Linked DNA regions of Homo sapiens: regions 1 and 2 are each linked to region 3. A link is a contact called in ENCODE Hi-C or POLR2A ChIA-PET data. All regions are on one chromosome and are shown on one strand. The core of a region is the stretch at or near the end of the contact, and the rest is flanking DNA. Distances in the headings are between cores, read along the strand shown.

Region 1 (2,895 bases), core at 177-2,676, 380 kb after region 3:
AAGGGAGAATTTAGTCAGGTCTCAATGCCTAATTTGAAGACTTACGCTTTTATGAGTAGGGCTTGGAACTTTAGTTTCTCTGCCTCTCCTCTAAACAGGGCAGGCCTTACCCACAAGCTCTTCTTCCTTCAGGCCCTATATCTTATCCTCTTTTCTCTTTGATGAACTCCTACTCATTCACCAAAGCCCCATTAAAATTGCCCTCCTCTATGAGACCTTCCCTGATTGCCAAGGAGTTTGCCTGTTCCTTTGCTGCGATTCTACAACAACCTCTAAAACACCAATTAGAGTCCCTACTAAATGGCATCCTACGTATTTCTCTTTTAGGGCAGGCATTGCATCAGTTTTTTACATCAACATATTCTCCTGTGTCAACAGCTTTGCCTGGTGCATTCTAATTGCTCAATGAATGAACTCTACTGTGCCTGGTAAAAGGCTCCACACAGTACTGGACACATACTGGGTCCAATACTCTTCATGACATGGAGGAAAGGGTTCTTAAGCACTATAATAATCTGGACTGCAGGTTTTCTCCAGTTTATTTTAATTCCATGAACAATTATTAAGGACCTACAATGTGCCACACACTTGTGCAAAGCTCTGGGGACTGCAAAGACTACAGGTTCTACTGCTGAGGGGCTTACCTTTTGTCTCTCTTATACAAGTAAAACAAAAACAAAAACAAAAAACCTTCCTAAGGTAAGGTCATACACCTGCCCCAGCTCAGAAACTTTTGATGGCTCTTTATTTCCCATGAGAAAAAGGAACACATTCAGGGTGATTAGCATACTGAAGATAATGGATAACATGCACTGCATGGTCGCGATTTCTGCTGGGCTCTGACCAAATGATTTCTCTCTCTCTCCTCCCTCTCTCTCTGCTGGGCTGTGGCCAAATGATCTCTGCATTGTCATATTTACTGCTCCCCCAAACTTTACAAAGCAGTAACATTATTCCTATTTTATTGATCGGGAAACTGAGGCTCAGAGAGGTGAAGTTCCTTGTTCAAAGTCACGCAGTTTTAACTGGAAGAGGTAGGACTTAAAACCCAGATGTTTGAGCATTATGCCACCCTGCTTTTCCTTTCTTACTGTATGGGCAAAAGTTTAAGAATAAAATGTCCTAATAACCAGAAAATGAAGGAAAGCAAGCAAGCAAGCAAGAAAGAAAGAAAGAAAGAAAGAAAGAGAAAGAGAAAGAAGCAAGAAAGCAGGAAGCAAGCAAGCAAGCAAGAAAGAAAGAAAGAAAGAGAAAGAGAAAGAAGCAAGAAAGCAGGAAGCAAGCAAGCAAGCAAGAAAGAAAGAGAAAGAGAAATAAGGAAGCAAGCAAGCAAGAAAGAATCAAATGAATCAGGTGGAGCTTCCGTGTGTGTGTGTGTGTGTGTGTGTGTGTGTGTGTGTTTATGCACGTGCATGCGTGTGTGTATGTGTGTGTGAGATAAGCAGAGTATCAAGGGATTTTCCTTCTGGGAAATACCTCAGAATTTGTCAGCATGTTCCCTCTATCCCCACAAGCTATTTTAGCAAAGCATTGAGTTAAGAACTCCTACTCATTCGCCAAAACCCAGCTAAAGTTGGCCTGGTTGGGCAAAGACAGAACCAAACTAGTTAGCATAACAGTAAGCCTGACTCAGACAATCCTCCTGAGACTTCCTGCTAGACGAGGCAGCCTCTGTGAGGTACTCTCCTGGGGTTACCTGGAGCTCCACCCCATAGCCAGTGTAGACTGTCACGTTGTATGTGCACTCCAGAAAGTTGTTGAGGGGCAGCAGTGGGTAGTCGCTGGAGTCAATGTACCCCTCAGGATTGGAGAAGCTCACACTGCAGAGAGCTGGAAGGAAGGACTTTAATTAGGACACCAAAGACAACTTGGATGTAAGCTCAACCATGGGCTGTGGGGTGGAATGGGGGCTTTAGGGGAACCTGCATTTTGCTGTTCCCATCTGTCCTTCTGCTGTTAATTCCTCAGCTCCAGAATTGACATGATAATAAAAATAGCAATAATTGACACAGAATGATCACTTACTATATCCTGCTAGGCACCATTTTAGCTAGTCAACAGGGGTGACCCCACTTATTCTCATAGGGACTGATAATATTTCATCCCCAGTTTAGAGGGAAGTAAACAAAAGCTCAGAGAGGGGCCGAGCTCAAACAGCAAGCAGGATTTGGACCCAGAGCTCACGTGCTTTGAAGGGTGGCCACATTGCACTTGTCCAAAATCCATGTATGCTTGACAATTGGGGGTCCTTCTCCCATTTTAAAGATGGTAGAGAAGACTGGAACACAGAAGAGCATTTTATCAAGTCTAGAAAATACATGTAATGCTAAAAGCAAATGTGCTTTGAAAAGGCTAGTGGCTTTGAAGCAGGTTAAATGAAGAATTCCGTTCCAAGATGAAAAGGTTTTGAATCTTGCTCATTAGCTGTGTGACCTTTGGCAGGTTGCTTGGGGGTCTCAGGGTTTCAGTTGTCTCATCTTTAAAATGGGGATGTTGGCTGAGTGTCCTGGCTCATGCCTGTAATCCCAGTGCTTTGGGAGGCTGAGGTGGGAGGATTGCTTGAGCCCAGGAGTTCCCCAGCCTGGACAATAAGCAAGACCCCCTTTCTACAAAAAACAAAAAAATTAGCTGGACATCATAGTGCATGCTTGTAGTCCCAGCTACTCAAGAGGCTGAGGCAAGAGGATCACTTGAGCACAGGAGTTTGAGGCTGCAGTGAGCTATGATCGTGCCATGGCACTCCAGCCTGGGCGAAAGATCAAGACCCCTTTGCTAAAACAACCCCCCAAAACAACAAACAAATGAAATGAGGCTATTAATTCTGAGCCACAGGGCGAAGCTCATAGTCAGTGCTCAATGGACGGTAACTGATGGTGGGGCCGGGGCTTCTTGAGA
Region 2 (2,819 bases), core at 73-2,572, 460 kb before region 3:
CTTTCTCCCTCTCCCCCTTCTTCTCACTCTCTTTTCTATCTCATTCTCTTTCTTCTCTCTCTTTCCCTCTCTTTTCTCTCTTCCTCTCTTCTTTCTCTCCCCTCTCTTCTCTCTCTCTCTCTTTTTCTCCCTCCTTTCCTTTTTCCAACTATACTGTTACAATCCAACAACTCTTGAATTTCAGAGCCAGCAGTAACTTTCTAGACCAGCCAGCATACATTTCTCATTTTACAGCTGGAAAAGCCAGGACTCCCTGAATTTAATTAACTCATTCAAGGCCTCACTGCAGCTACAAGCGAGTCCATGAACGCCCGCTGGAAACAATGAAGCCCCTTGTAAGTGCGAGCACTTAACCCTAACCCACACCATCTCTGTTGACCCTCACAAATGCCTCAGAGGTGGATTCTACCATTGGACTCATTTTAGAGCAGAGGAAACTGAGGCAGAGCAGGGGAAGTCACTCACCCCCACACAGCTCAGCACAGGCACAGCCCAGAGATTGGAGCCCGGGCATTCTGACTTTGGGGCCCAAGCTCCCAATAGCAAGTCCTCTCCACAATGCCTAGGTATCTTTCCCCGCAGAGGCAGTGAGCTGATGCACAAATGGCGGTGAAACAGGCCCCATTACCAAATGAACTGAAGGTGTTGAGGGCTCATGATGGGGTCATTGCCCCACTCTCTGGTTGGAAACTCCAAAACCCCTGCATGGGGTTCCCCCAGCCCAGTTCAGGGTCTTTCTATCTACCAGACCCTGTGACTGTGACTTCTTTTACCTACCCAAAGCTCAGCCCTTCCACAGGGTGCAATGGGACAAGTCAGACATCAGAAAGCTGGGTGGGTCCCAGGCCTGACCACACCTCTTACTCACTGTAGCTGACTCATTCCTCTCCGGGTGTTACTTCCCTTATTTCTCAACTGAAAACATGTATCTTCAAATATCCATCAGCTGCAGCGGCCTTTTGGAAATAAAATACCATGTGGAAAGCCAATAGGAAAAGCCCATTAAAGAAAGCTGGGCTGGAAGTGGGCATTCTATGGGGAGGTGCGGGGAATGCCCACATTCCCATCTTCCCATCCCCTTCCAGGGACCCAGGACACAGTCGGAGCCTGGAGACACAGGTTTGAAGCTATAGACAAGATATATCTGTGTGTTCCATGGCTGATATTTTGTGAGCTTATAGACACCCCCGATCCTCCTCCAAACCTAGGGTGGGAAGAAGGCTGTTCCCGAGGGCGTTGCTCTCCAAACGATTCCAGAATCAGCAGACTCACAGACATGAACCCCTGAGGCATGCTCTTGCCCCATCCCCTCTGCCCTCCCTGGTGACTGCATACCTCCCCCTTCACCTCTGTTCTCTCCTGCTCGCCTCTTTTCCTCTTTGTCTGCCTGACAAGAAGCTGGTGAGGGCGAAGATGGAAAACCAACTGCCGAACTTAGAAAATAAAAACACCCCAGCCGGCTTTATTAATCTCCTGAAATATGCTCTCCAATTGCTGCCAAGCCGAAAGGGCTTGTGTTTTCCCCTAGAACATCGTAAAAAAGTAGAAATGTTTACAAGGATGACTGGAAAATAGTGCAGTAGATCTTTCTGGTAATGTACAAGGTGATGCAGTAATTGCTATGGAAACTAGTCATTATAATTCAATAAAAAGGGAGAAAAAAGTTAAGTTCATTGGGTTACCTATGACTCTATCGTCACATTCTTTACATATATTAGCATAAAATCAGTCCCACTTTTATTCGCAGGGTTTTCACTGGCTCTGCCTTCACAAAAATGTTTGTACGGTTCGGCACAGATGAAGCCCTAAAGGAGACAAGAAAGCTCACTTTGCAAGAAATCTCTCTATATTTATTTTTCCTGGGCGAACTATTTGATGTTTCGGCACAAATGTGCATGCAGGGTCCAAAAGAGAACGTAGCTTGTGCGTGAGGATTGCTGCCCCGTGCATTAGAGGAAGAGCTTTACTGCTCTTAGGGCCCCTGGGATGTGACAGGAAGGGAAGTCTTCTTGCAGGAGAGATGCAACTTGCTGAAACAAAAAGAAAGATGCAAAGTCACTTGACTTATTGCACGTCTGAGGGCTGAGCAGCTTGGGGACACCATCAGAGGGACTAGCCCCCGCGATGCCTTGGGTTGCCACCCTCACGAACACCCCCACCCGCCTGCCAGGTTGTGCAGCCGCACCCAGGCATTTCATACTAAGTACATCATACACAACTTGGGAAGTAGATCTGGACCCAAGGCGATTGTGATACCAGAAGTGGAAATAACCCCGTGGGTGAGGCAGGAAACAATGATTGCTCGAATACCTATTTCTGGCAAAGGGAGATAAAGGAGTGATTCTAAGTGGCTGGTGCACGTGCATGTGTGCTGGGGGATGAAGAGGATTAAGATGAAAAACATCATCCCTGTCCACCAGAAAGCTTGCAAATCTCGATGTAATTAAGAGCCCAGAGCCAGCAGACCAGGGTGAGAAGGCAGGTGGGTGTTCGTCTGGCTCTAGACATGTCACTTGGATGAGGTGAGCTGGTTCACCTCTCCAAGCCTCCCTAATTGTGCAGGTCATTACACTATTGTCTCCTAGTTCCAAACTCACCCTTTTATACTCTGCCTTCCGGTACCCGGGCTAGGATTCTGTGCCCTGTATTGCCGCTGGGCCTGCTGGGCCTCTGTAAGCCTCTGCCCATAGCAGGTGCTAGAGGTAACCCTGAGGCAGATGTCAGGAAAAGGGACATGCTTGTCCCTCTTTGCTTGCAGTTTCTTTTTTTCTTTCCTTCCTTCCTTCCTTCCTTCCTTCCTTCCCTCCCTCCCTCCTTCT
Region 3 (2,839 bases), core at 1-2,500:
AGTCCCCAAAATGAAGACTCTAGGCCCTGGCCTGGGGAAGGGTGACTCTATACAAAATGGCATATGCTCTGTAGACACCAGACAGGTATTTTAAGGTTTATAAGAGCTGCATCTACTTGTGCAAACTACTGTAGCTATAAGGCTATATTTTTTTAAGAACTGAAACCAAATGCAGACTATGAGGAGTGAAGATATGCCCAATGGCCAAAACCTTGCAAGACTGGCTATACTTCTGACCCCACCTTGGTGGGTACCACTGCTCCATCAGGCCTGGTCCACACCAGAGCCCTGGCACCTCCTTTAGAAAACTACCATCTTTACCGACTTCTGATTGTTCTGACTCAGAGCAGCCACCACGCCCAAAATTGTTAGCTATGCTTTTCCCTGTGTTAGTCAAGTTCAAACCTGTGTTAGCCAAGTTCAAACCTGTGTTAGCCAAGTTCAAAGCTGTGTTAGCCCCTTCCCAGCCATGCCGACATCCAAGCTGTTAACAGTAACGAGGAATGTTAGACCTGTTGTTAGTCAGAAAAAAATCCACAAACCATTAGTTTCTGCTGAAAGGAACAGACCAGGAAGGCAGGAGTTAGTCAAGGTGAAGGAAAGGTTAATTAAGAACCGGTCAGGGCCAGGCCAGGAGCCTGGAACCCCCAGACAGGGCCAGGTTGGTTGTTAGTGGTCAGCCCCTGGGGCAGTCAGGGTGAGGCAGGGATTAGCTGGGTGAGAGCAAGAGTTAGCGCAAGGGAGCCAGAGATTAGCCCAAAGAAACCAAGGTGCCTACTGGAGGTGAGGCATGAAATCACCCCCAGGTGTGGCCCCGGCTTAGCGGCTGGCGGGCTCTGGGGGAGGCTGGCTGAGGCAGTGACGTCCGTGGGAACAGAGAGCCAGAGATGCATTCCTGGCCGGCCTGAGCATCTGCGGGAACCCTGTGAGCCCCTGAGGTTCACTTCTTGCTCCCCACTTCTCTCTCCTGCAAACTCCGAGCCCGGGGTAAAGCTGCTTCCCCTCCCCACACCCCTTTTCAACCCGACAACTAACGCCCTCTAGCTTCCGGGAATGGGACGGATCTTTCCCAAGGACTTCCGGTCACGGCCCCACGTCTACTTACGGTGGGGGAAACCGGCCTCTCTCGGCTCCAGAGAGGGGAGACGGCTCTCTAGCTGACTTCCTGTGTGGGAAAGAGTCCTCTCACTGACTTCCGGTGTCAGAAATGTCCCTCTTTCCGGCCTTCAAATATGAGAAATGTTTCTCTGGCCGACTTCCTGTGTACTAAATACTCCACTCAGTGGTTTTTAGCGTAGGAAAGACCCGCTTCATTGACTTCCGGTGTAAGAAAGGCTCCGCTTTCTGACTTCCGGTGTGGGACACGCCCCTCTGCTAATTTCCGGTGAGGGGCACGCCCCCTCCTGCCTTCCTCGTGGGATACGCCCCCCTCGTGACTTCCTGTGCAGGACAGCTTCTATCCCCGTCACTTAACAATGGAGAGGATTCTTCCCCAGCTTCCTTCCAGAGGACACAAAAGCTCAGAGCTCCACAGTCTAGAGTCTAGACCAACAGGCCTCCACACTCACGTCCCAGAGATTTCCCTGGTCCCACCTACTCCCAGTGGCAACCAGACTTCTGCACATAGGAGAGATGTCATACTCAGAGTCCAGCCTCCCACATCCACAGGACCACCTCTTCCTCCTCTGAGTCTTGTTAATAGGGCCATCCCCTGCCTTAGACCTGGCCCAGTGGACTCTGATCTTACAGCCAATATGGGGCAGCAAAGTGGGACATCTGTCTACAGGGCCAGTAGCCCCAGGTCATCTGCTTGCCAAAAGGAGGGGGACCAGCCCCCGGGGGGAGCCCAGAGCTCGGCAGGGCTGGGGTTAGTAAGAAGAGAAAACAGGGTTAGTAGGGGCTGGGTTAGTAAGTCAGAGCACAGCACCAGCGGACAGGGCACCTCAGCAGACACACACAGGAGTCGCTAAGAGAAAAGGAAGAACGCACGCAGGTCCGTTAGTTTGTTAAGGGATGATCGGGGTGCAGTTGAGGCACCCCAGGGGTTAGACGGGTTAGTAATCGAACAAAAGAGCTGCCTACAGAAAAGAAAGCTGAGACGGAGGAAGAATGTGGGGAAGTGACATGGATTCAAAGCCAAGTGTCTTGCCCCAGGCAGAAGGATCTGTGTGCAGAACACCCAGAGAGGCCAGGGCCTAGGCAGCAGACGTGTTCAACCAGGTTTGAGGGGCCTTCCTCCATCCTCATACTTTTTTTTTTTTTAGGTGTCTGCCATGTGCTGAGACCCTTATATTGACGGGAATCCTCACTGCAACCTGTAAGGTATCAGAACTCGCATTCTACCACTGAGGAAACTGAGGTTGAGAGAAGTGAGGTGACTTACTCAAACTCACTCAACAGGAAGTGGCAGAGTTGGTGAGTCTTATTTGCATTCTCTGTCCTGGAACGTGGGTCTGCACAAAGATCCCAGCCCATAGGCAGAGCCTTCTGGAGCCTTGGCTGCCCCCATATCCCAGCCCCTTGAAAGGCCCATGAGCTGCACAGTTAGTAGGATCTGGCTGCGGGGGGGTGGTTAGTAGGGCATGCTCGGGCCTGGTTAGTGGGTTAGTTGGTTGGCAGAAGGCCAGGCACCTCGTCACACGCCACAGCGTCCCGGCTGAGCCCTGGGTTAGTAGGTTAATCACACCATGCAACACTGCCCCGGCCCCTCCAGCTGCAGCTTCAGAGGCCTCCCGCCCCCACCAGCCAGGGAGTGGGGCCTGACCAGGGCAGGGGGTCTAACTCTAAGCCCCCCAGCCCCATCAAAATCAACCCTAACCACATGGACCCTGCCCAAAAG

The links. A loop is a pair of places that touch in the nucleus more often than their neighbours do. ChIA-PET counts read pairs that join two places held with the same protein, here RNA polymerase II (POLR2A). Pooled maps may share reads with other maps.
Region 1: a pooled map shows a loop between it and region 3 (14-fold over the local background). The contact joins the enhancer-like site here to the promoter of MIATNB in region 3. A Hi-C loop is called at or near these places in 4 of 37 single-sample maps with no recorded cell type and 12 of 50 pooled maps. POLR2A ChIA-PET finds 5 or more read pairs at or near these places in 1 of 52 experiments (activated B cell).
Region 2: a loop to region 3 is called in a map of mammary epithelial cell, with 4 times the contacts of the local background. The contact joins the enhancer-like site here to the promoter of MIATNB in region 3. A Hi-C loop is called at or near these places in 2 of 168 maps with a recorded cell type or tissue (cardiac septum and mammary epithelial cell) and 2 of 50 pooled maps. POLR2A ChIA-PET finds 5 or more read pairs at or near these places in 2 of 52 experiments (A549 and WTC11).

Annotation. Positions count from the first base shown.
Region 1 is chr22:26,293,227-26,296,121 of GRCh38, reverse strand. It overlaps SEZ6L (seizure related 6 homolog like), which reads right to left. Exons shown (of 17, transcript NM_021115.5): 3 at 1,697-1,830. Among named protein-coding and RNA genes, the nearest start is that of SEZ6L-AS1, 48 kb to the right of the region's middle. Within about 2 kb of position 1,426, at least 3 of the 41 ENCODE cell types and tissues checked have a DNase peak (open chromatin) inside an H3K27ac peak, as active enhancers do.
Region 2 is chr22:27,132,599-27,135,417 of GRCh38, reverse strand. No RefSeq gene overlaps it. Among named protein-coding and RNA genes, the nearest start is that of LINC01638, 91 kb to the left of the region's middle. RefSeq lists enhancers at 717-1,011, 138-1,337, 357-1,422. Within about 2 kb of position 1,322, at least 3 of the 41 ENCODE cell types and tissues checked have a DNase peak (open chromatin) inside an H3K27ac peak, as active enhancers do.
Region 3 is chr22:26,671,254-26,674,092 of GRCh38, reverse strand. MIATNB (MIAT neighbor) reads right to left here and starts at 1,250. Exons shown (of 6, transcript NR_110543.1): 1 at 1,106-1,250. MIAT (myocardial infarction associated transcript) reads right to left here. Exons shown (of 5, transcript NR_033320.3): 5 at 1-2,839.